2 separate regions of the Homo sapiens genome follow, and region 2 is linked to region 1. The links are chromatin contacts, found by Hi-C in ENCODE. All regions are on one chromosome and are shown on one strand. Each heading gives the region's core, a stretch centred on a gene start or an enhancer-like site at or near the end of the contact. The rest is flanking DNA. Distances are from core to core; before and after follow the strand shown. Region 1 overlaps ABCB4 (ATP binding cassette subfamily B member 4). Region 2 holds the start of ELAPOR2 (endosome-lysosome associated apoptosis and autophagy regulator family member 2).

Region 1 (4,663 bases), core at 1,139-3,638:
TTTTTGGCTGTGATTTCTATAATTAAGATGGCAGCCACCAGATGGCAGTAATGCCTCAATTTTGTGGTTCTCACTATAATGGCAATTGGGCTTAACATTTACTTGAGCCTTACTACGTGCCAGTTATTGTGCTACATATTTATATGCACCAATTTATTACATCTTCACAATAATCCTATAAGGCAGGCACTATTGTTATCCCAATTTCAGAAATACAGAACCTGAGATTCAAACAGAAGTTAGAGATTTGGCTGGGATTTAAGTTCAGGTCTAGTTTCAAAGCTCTTACCTCTACTATATGGTCTCTTTATATGTGTTTAAGTGTCTAAATCTACACATAAACATTTTATTTACAAGTACATGCACTGAAATGTTCACATGTAGATTATAACCATGAACATTCTTAGTCTTATTTATGTAATTATTATCCTTTATTGAAACATGAGGAAGTGAAGCAGATAATAAATATAAATTGTGATATAGGTTTTATAGCATTGCACTTTACAAAGCCCTTTTACAAGCATTACTGCAACTGACCTTAACTAGTTATGAGAAGTGGAACAGACAGTATCTCTATAGGGAAGAAGGCGTCAGAGACTGGGTGAGTGACTAGCTTCAGAGGCACCATATTAAGAGGGAAGATTAACATTCGGACTAACCATGTTTCCACTAAACCAATTATGTCTGGTGAAATCCTTTCTTGTCCTCTTGTAATCAGCATCAGCTGCCGCTGCATGCAGCGTTAGGTATAATAGTATCTCCAGGTTTCCATCAGAATTCACTCTCCTCATTTTCACGCTGCATCCTCTCCAAGACTTGGAGCTTGCTAGGACAATATGTGGTTCCCAGGACTTGGGAACCCCTGGGTGTCTAGAGTTCTTGAAGATTCTCTTGGCTGCTGGCTGTGGGTACTTTAGGGCATCATTTCCTTGACTTCTGAGTGTCTCAACTAACTGCTGAAGAAACACTGTGTAGCTCTGTTTCCTCCCCTGCCCCTCAATCCTGCTTCTTTCCACATTTCATATGGGAGAATGGTCAGTTGGATGGAATGAAAATAAACTTTTCTTAGACAAGTTACATGATAGAAAACATCTTGAATCTAGTTAATAGTCTTAGCTCCATTAATTGTTAGAATTTTGTCAGAGTAGAGCAGGTAGAATTGAGCAGTATTGAAACAAAACAAAATCTTGGGTTATTAGCTTTGGTCTTGCTATTCACAGTGTGTGAGGCTGGAGAAGATCCCCAACTTCTCTAGTCCTCATGTCCTACCTTAGTAAAATGAGAAATTGTACCAGATACTGCCCCAAGTTCCTTCCAGCTAAAACCCTGTTATTCTAAGCATCAGAGATTGAATAACTCAGACTGGCCAGTTTAAATTTTTTTAGTAGCTACTTTAACCTAATAGGGTTATGAAATATGAAAGATTAAATATGAAATATGAAAGATTTTAAATATGAAAGATTAAAAATGTTTTAAATGTTAATATCAGCAGTTCAATCATAGTTTAATATTGTTTACTCAGTCAGCACTTGCTTAAGAGTCGGAAAGAAGGTTCTAGAAAAACCCCAAATCACTATTTAAAAAGAAACACTCTCATTTACCTGGGTACAGTTTCATCATCATTAAAGTACAACAGGGTTTGAGGTATTCCCATCCCAATTTTCCAAAAAGGGCTTGGTAGTGAGGGTGTTGGTTACTGGGCAGGGAGTGGGGAGGGAAGACTGCCTCATAACCATCTTGACCCAGGGCTTGTCTGGTCACTGAGATTAAGGGCCCTCTGTGCCACAGCTAACCCGTAAGGGAGTTGATCCATGACTAGAATGTCAAGAGGAGTGTCAAGTCATTACTGGTTTCTCCTTGTGTAAATTACACAGCAGGGGTAGCAGAATAGCATTATGGCTTAGGAACATGGACTCCACATCAGATAGTCTCAGTTGGAATTCTTGCTTTGCTACTTATTAACTTTAGAACTTAAGGCAATTCAGTTAACTTCTCTGTGCCTCGGTTCTCTCATCTGTGTAAATAGGAATACTATTTCCCTTTCAAGGTTGTGAGGCTAAATGAGATCATATTGGTGAATGAGGTAATACTTGGACATAGTAAAAGCTCAGTAATTTTTCTCTATTCTTGTAATTGCTATCTGTTATATCTTTATTACAAATGAAAAATCTATGGTTATTCAGTCTCAAGCATCACATATCTTCCTTTCAGCTCATTGCAGAAGCTAAGAACTGAGGTAAAAAAAAAAGTCTTAAAGCTGTTAAAAACCTAAAATTAAGATCTTATGCTCCATGTGCTGTTGGTTTAGATGACTCAACTACAGAACTAAGATTTAGACTAAATAGCTAAGTCACAGACAATCAACATTTGTCAAGGGTGGTTTGGCTGTAAGAATCAGAGAACTGCTCTGGCTGGTTTGGGTAAAAGCGATTTGATATAAGGACACTCCAAAGTGCAAGAAATACAGGCAGTTTGTGTGTAACTGGCTCTTACAGCCACAGGCTCTAATATCTGAGTCTTCCTATACATCTATTCCATTCCTCGGATGCTGTATATTCAGACCAGCTTCTTACACATACCCAATGTGACATCAGCCTCTGAAGCCCCAGGGCCTCACGGTTCAAACTTGTGTCCAGGGCCAGGAAACCAAATCTGATTGACCCAGATTAGTCAGATGTCTGACTCTGATTTAATCACGGATTTAAAGCATGCTCATGTTGTTGACAATTGGGATCTCCTTCCCATTGTGGGTGGACAGCTTTTATAAGAAGTTATACTCAGGGAGGAAATAATTGGCAGCTCCAATAGGCCCTTAGAAATCACAGCCTAATCCTTTCTTTTAGGACTCTGCCTTGTGAAGAAAGCCAGGCCACAAAGGGGTTGTGACTAAGGCCAGTCATGTAACTGCCTGGTGGCAGGCTGGGAATAGAACCAGGCCCTTGGTTCCCAGGCCACAGTTCTTGCCCTTAGCTGATCAGCCTTCCTGAGCATACAAAGACTTGCCTACCATACTTAGCACAGCCAGAAGTACCAGTTTTGTCATAAAGCTAGTCTTGAACAGATTATGCCTTTGGTTTTTAATTTAAAGGAAATTAAAGCCTATCAACGTAACCTTCAGGATACTTTTGACAGAGCCCTAGGGCTTATTTTTCATTATTTCAGAAGTGAAAACACCACTTCTAATGAAGGTCTATTCTGTGTTACAGATTGCAACAGAGGCAATAGAAAATATTAGGACAGTTGTGTCTTTGACCCAGGAAAGAAAATTTGAATCAATGTATGTTGAAAAATTGTATGGACCTTACAGGTAATGAACCATATGATTCCTGCTAAGAACCTAGTGCTTTCCTAAGGCTGAATTATTGTCCCAAAAAGATAATAAAAGCTCTGCTGCTCCAAACAATGATATGACTATAAGGGTGGCCTTTTTTCAACAATTCTGTCACTGAAAATAAGTAGCTTTTTGATGTGACTAGGACACAGAATTATATTTTTTACATCTTATGCAAACAACAAGAATAGGTCTCCAAGACGTAAAAGATATAGAGAATTGCACAGTCTTTGGTTATCAGTGCAGGCAACATAAATAACCTATCTGGGTGACTTAAGACAAACATTCCTTTAAGGAATTGCTCAAACCTTTCTTTGCAGTGTGTAGACTGAACCAAAAGTGAGACTTGCTATTGGGTATGTTCCAGAGGAAAGTATTTCATTTGTTCTCTGAATGAGGACCAGATCCAACCTACTCTGAAGATAAAGAAACACAGACTATTTCAGTGGTTTATAGTTGAGCAATTCAAGAAACTCCTAATGGCACCATTTGCCACTCATTTCCACTGCAGCCTGATTTTATAAATGAGTATGTTTTAACACAAAGTTGAACACAACTTAGATTACAATTTTGCAGACTGGAACAGTAGTTTTGAACACTTGCAAATTTGAACAGATATCTTTGAAAGTCTCAATTTATGCCATCTCCTCAGTTATGCACACTTCATATGATACTAAATAACATGCAGCTACACCTTTGTGTCCATTTGTTGTTTGACATAAAACATGTATGCACCATTAATGATGACCTGTTTTTAACTTCAAGGAGGGTTAAGGAAGAATAGAAAGGTGAAGCTAATTATGAACTTGGTTATAATTTAAAGATTCAATAGCTTCACAGAATGCTCAAGTTTTGTAACACCATGTTCACAGCACATAAGTTAAACCATCCAAATTAGTAATACTTTGAATTTTTCCTTTTGCCAAAAACACCCTCATATTTGAGAGTAACTCAATTATAGTTCTTTTGGAGGATTCAGAAGCCAATAAAGTATAGCATGAAGTCAAATTAGAAACTGTACAAAATAAATTATATACAGGGGCGGCTGGCAGGATCTAGCTTGGGAAAGGACTTCTGGTGTATATCTATGTAAACTTCAGGGACTCAACTTTTGTGAATCTGAAACATGAATTTTAACCTAACAGAGTACAATTAGTTACAGGAAACAACATAATAGTAGTAAATCACATTCAGATAATTCAAACTTAAATTCAGATCCTGACATTTTAGGTATTTTTGAAACAACAACTATGCTTAATAGGAGTTGAACATTGGAGTCATCAGATATTAATATGTAATAATATCAGTTATCATTTGAGGAACCACTATGAA
Region 2 (4,663 bases), core at 995-3,494, 350 kb after region 1:
TACAATTGTCATTTGATCCAAGTGCATTGACTGGACGACTCTTATTTTTATAAGGAAAGAAGCTGTTTTCAATTTAATAGTCATGTTGTTAGTTCTTTCTCAGATGACAAAAATCATAACATAATTTGACTCCTAAAAATTCCACATGAATTAAAGAATAAAGCATATAAAAAGGAAATAATAACAAAATATAACAAAATAAGAAAACATAGGCATCTGTATGATTTTGCAGAGATACGTGTACTTCTAGATATAAAAAAGGAAGAAATCACAAAAGAAAATGTTGCTACATTTGAATACCTAAAGATGACAAGCTTCTGCCAGAAAAGCTATCAGAAGTAAATTTAAAAGACTACAAAAAAGTATTTGTAAGATATATGATAAACATACACAAAGCTTATGAAGATTGCTAACGAATCAATAAAAAATGGAACTTCAATAAAATGGCTAAAGTGTGCCAGTGAAAAATTCTCACACCCTGACATGAGAAGGAAAAATGCAAATAGCTAGTAGATATATATAAAAAATCACTCGATGTCACCAATGATAAAAATACATTTTAAAAATAATAGCTTTTGTCTCTTCTACCAAAATGATAAATATCTGAAGTATTATAATCTAGGGTGATGTGAAATAAATACTCATAAACTGCTGGTAACAATTGCTACAAATTTTTTGGAAGGAATTTGTACACTATTCGTCAAAAACTTTAAAAATACACATATCATGTGATCCAATGTTTTCACTTCTAGAAAGTTATCATAAAATATTTAAAGATGCACACAGATTATGTTCCAAGGGCATTCTTTCCAGAATTATTAATAACACTGAATCCTTAAACAATGCCTAATATCTAATAGTAAATTACATGTATCTAAAGAGTAGAAAATATTTTACAATTATTAAAGTTGTGTTGTTGGAGACTTTAATGACTTGAGAAAATATTTATGTTATTAAGAATAAAAATAAAAGCAGGTTACAAATTATTATTCCAGTTTTGCAGTACACACAGAGTTAAAAAAAAAAAAGCAAGGAAATTCCTCAACATGTTAATACCATTAACAATGTTATCTCTGGGTGGTAGGATCTCTAGTTATTTTTATATTCTTCCTGATACTTTTCAATATTTTCCAAAATGTTTACAAATAACATATATTGTTATAATCAGAATATAGGTGTGATACACAAATCTATATGTGTATACATACACACAAACACACATATACAGAGACTTTCATGTGGAAATTTTGTTAAAAGGATATTAGAGATAATGCCACAAACAAATGTGCCACAGGCCAACTTATAATGAGTGGGCCACGTGGATTTGTCCAGATATTCAATAATCAGAAATTTGGATGCTTCTTTTGAAAAACACAATAACTCACCCATTTACAGAATCTGAGATCAAGAAGGGATCTTGAGATCCTTGCCACTGAGGAAGGCCTTATGTCCATCTTGTTCACCATCACCTAGTTCAGTATGTTTTTGAATGAAAGAAAAAACGAAGAGCACCTCAATCATCGCACAGATGGAGAAACTGTTTCCTCCAGAAAACACAGGGCTTAATGCCCAATGTTACACATCTCCACAAAATAACACCAATAGCAGCAATAATTATGGCTACTACTACCAACACATGTCACCTACTGTGTGCCAGGCACTCTTCCAAGTGCTTTATGTACATCAACTTACTTAATCCTCATAATAATCCTACGTGGTGGGTATTATTTTCATTAAATAGGTGAGAAAACTGAGTCACACACCACGTCTACACCTCAGTCCTCTTTCTTCCCCGCCATTTCATGCACACCCTAACTAGAAATTCGATCTGACGCTAGCCAGCATGGATCCTTACAAGGGATGTTCCGAGGGCACATCTGCGTGTTTGTGTGCAATGAGGAAAGTGGCGAGCTTTTTAAAGACCCACCGCCAGAAAACAATGTCCTGATGTCCTGTATTTACTCTGGCTTCATCCCGGGAGCGCCCCTCCCAGTGGGCCACGGGGACCTGAGACAGGCTACTCCACGGGGTCCCCAGCCTCTCTCGCCCTCTAGCGCGAGGCGAGCGCCGCGCAGCCCCTGGGGACCCGCCGGGCTGGGCCGCAGCCCCCGCCCGCGCCACCTGCTCCCCAGCTCCAGCGTCCCCGCCCCGCGTCCCGCCCCCGCGCCGCGCCCGCGCCCCGCGGTCCCTCCCTCCGGCGTGACGGGAGCATCGGCGCTGGCTGCCCGGGCCGCGAGCGCAGCAGAGCTGTCAGCGGGCGGACGGGCAGCGGGTGACGGAGCGGCGAGACGAGCGCACAGCAGTCGCGGCCCGGGAGCCGGAGCTGCCGCCGCACCCCGGGAAGGCTGCCTTGCCGCCGGCCCGCCGACCGCGGCCGGACGAAGATGCTGTTCCGCGCCCGGGGGCCGGTACGGGGCAGGGGCTGGGGGCGGCCGGCGGAGGCTCCCCGCCGCGGGCGCTCGCCGCCCTGGAGCCCCGCCTGGATTTGCTGCTGGGCGCTCGCCGGCTGCCAGGCGGCCTGGGCTGGGGACCTGCCCTCCTCCTCCAGCCGCCCGCTTCCTCCTTGCCAGGAGGTGAGCAGCACCTGGTCCTCTACCTGGAGTTTGCTGGGGGAGGGCGCGGAAGATGAAGGCTGAGAGCGGTTCCTGTTTATTTCTGTTTGCCATCCCCTTTTCCTTTGCTTGGAGAACAGGGGCTTTCGTTTGCTTCGAGGGGTGAAGTTGCCCGCCCTGGTAGCTGGCCCGGAGAGGGTGTGTGGCTTCGCTGTCTCTCGGGGGATGCTTTTCTGTCCGCGCTTGTGTCTTTTGGGGGCTCTGCAGGACTTTGCGGCGTCCTTTTTGGACAGCCAGGTTTGAGGACCTGGGGTCGAGGGAAAGATTTCAGGAAGGGGAGGAGACTGGGGAAGCCCCACCAGTGGGATTTGAAGAACCATCTCATCACAGCTTTTCCAGAGAGCCAGACACAGACACCAGAGGATTTCCCGCTCCTCCTCCCCCTGTCTCCACTCCCCTGTCTCTGCAAACGCCTTCGTCCTACTCCCCTGCCCTCAGCTTCCTGATTAAGGCCCTGTGGGTTTGCTAAGCCAATGTATGGTGTCACTTAGCATCCTTCTGACAAAATGTGGATTTGAATTTGGGGGGGAAAAAAAAGGAGTATGTACTTGGTAGAGAAGATGCAGGTTGATGATGGAGAAAATTAGAAAAGACAGTGAATATGCTTCTTTTGGGAGGTGCTTTATCACCTGGCTGAAGTATTGCCGCGGTGTATTTTATAGCTTGTAATCATTGTTGTTTTACAGCCAAAAAGGATAAACTATGGGAGATGAGATTTTTATCTGGCTTTTAGAAGAACGAGACAGTGTGCCAAAAATTTACAGGGGGTGTCATTGGTTCTTGTATTGGGTGTTTATCTTTCCATTTAGTGTTCAGAAAGTGCATCCTCTTAATGAAAATCAATGAGGGGAAGGAAGCAACATTTCTGACCTACTTTGATTGTGTTGGGAGGATATATGGAATAGATACTGTTTTTAGGAAGATTGTTAGGAATCAGGGCGATGGGTCGTTTTAATTAATGTAGCAAAAATAGGTTAGCCAATAGCCCCTCTGGGAAGAAAGGCCAGACCCTCTTGTTTGTGTATGTTGCTCTAACTTCTGAATTTTACCGAGACTTGAATTACAGAGTATCTGTGTTCTACACATCATCCATCATCTATGGATTTTCGTCTTTCTCTCCTACAGTACAGGTCCCAGGACAGACTGAAATGAAAGAGAATCGGATCAAAGGCTTGTGTGCGAACACACAGCAATGTTGTAATTGGGGAAATCAGGGCAAGAGCTCAACAAACAGCTGTGTTTAATTTTAGGGCTTTTTAGTATAATGAGCTTAATCTATATTCTACAACTTTACATATCACCTGGGAATAATCCATTATTCCAGGTTTCCACAGAAAGCTGCTTCTTGGACATCTCAGATTGAACAGTTGTGACAAGATAAACTTTATCCTCCAGCCCCCAACTTCTAATATGCAGAATATATTTTTCTAAACTGAAAAGTCTTAAGCTTCTGATAACATCGATTCTTAGTAATGAAAATCTGCTTGAAGTAGGCGAAGGTCAGGGTCAATAGAAGTGATGCCTTTGGTCTCTACAACTAGACTAATCTTTTAGATGAACACATGTCCTACACATGTATACCTAGAAAGAAGAGTCTGCAACCTAAAACAAAGATTGAAAGGAGGGGCAGAGAGATGACAGAAGGTTCAGGAAGGCTGGGTTCACTTGATCACAGGTCCTTACTGCATTGGCTTTAGAAATTGCATGTGACTCATCCGTTGAGATCTGAAATTTACATTTTCCTTCTGAAAAATGAGAATAAATAAAATATATAGGAGGACGCTATTGAGCCTGCCTTTGGCTGTATGTTTTTATAAATGTTAATGCACAGATCCATTTATGTTCTTCCTGATGACTGACAAGTAAGAGGAACTAATGGGAGTTAGAAGTTCTTGGAAGTAGAAGAGGCCTAGTGACCTCCCAGGGGTTGAATCTGTTTGATATCTGGTCTAACCAGTGGAGCTAATTTACAGAATTGGTCATTGTTTTTCTCTGACATTGTTTTTAAGAGGAAAGTGGGGAGGGCAAGTTATTTTCAGACTTTGAAGGTA

Evidence for each region. A loop is a pair of places that touch in the nucleus more often than their neighbours do. Pooled maps may share reads with other maps.
Region 2: a pooled map shows a loop between it and region 1 (7-fold over the local background). The contact joins the promoter of ELAPOR2 here to the enhancer-like site in region 1. A Hi-C loop is called at or near these places in 9 of 50 pooled maps.

The regions. Positions count from the first base shown.
Region 1 is chr7:87,412,261-87,416,923 of GRCh38, reverse strand. ABCB4 (ATP binding cassette subfamily B member 4) reads left to right here. Exons shown (of 28, transcript NM_000443.4): 22 at 3,207-3,307. Among named protein-coding and RNA genes, the nearest start is that of ABCB4, 61 kb to the left of the region's middle. Within about 2 kb of position 2,388, at least 6 of the 41 ENCODE cell types and tissues checked have a DNase peak (open chromatin) inside an H3K27ac peak, as active enhancers do.
Region 2 is chr7:87,057,235-87,061,897 of GRCh38, reverse strand. ELAPOR2 (endosome-lysosome associated apoptosis and autophagy regulator family member 2) reads left to right here and starts at 2,244. Exons shown (of 22, transcript NM_001142749.3): 1 at 2,244-2,573. The coding sequence starts at 2,385. RefSeq lists silencers at 1,967-2,356, 2,447-2,516 and an enhancer at 2,782-3,282.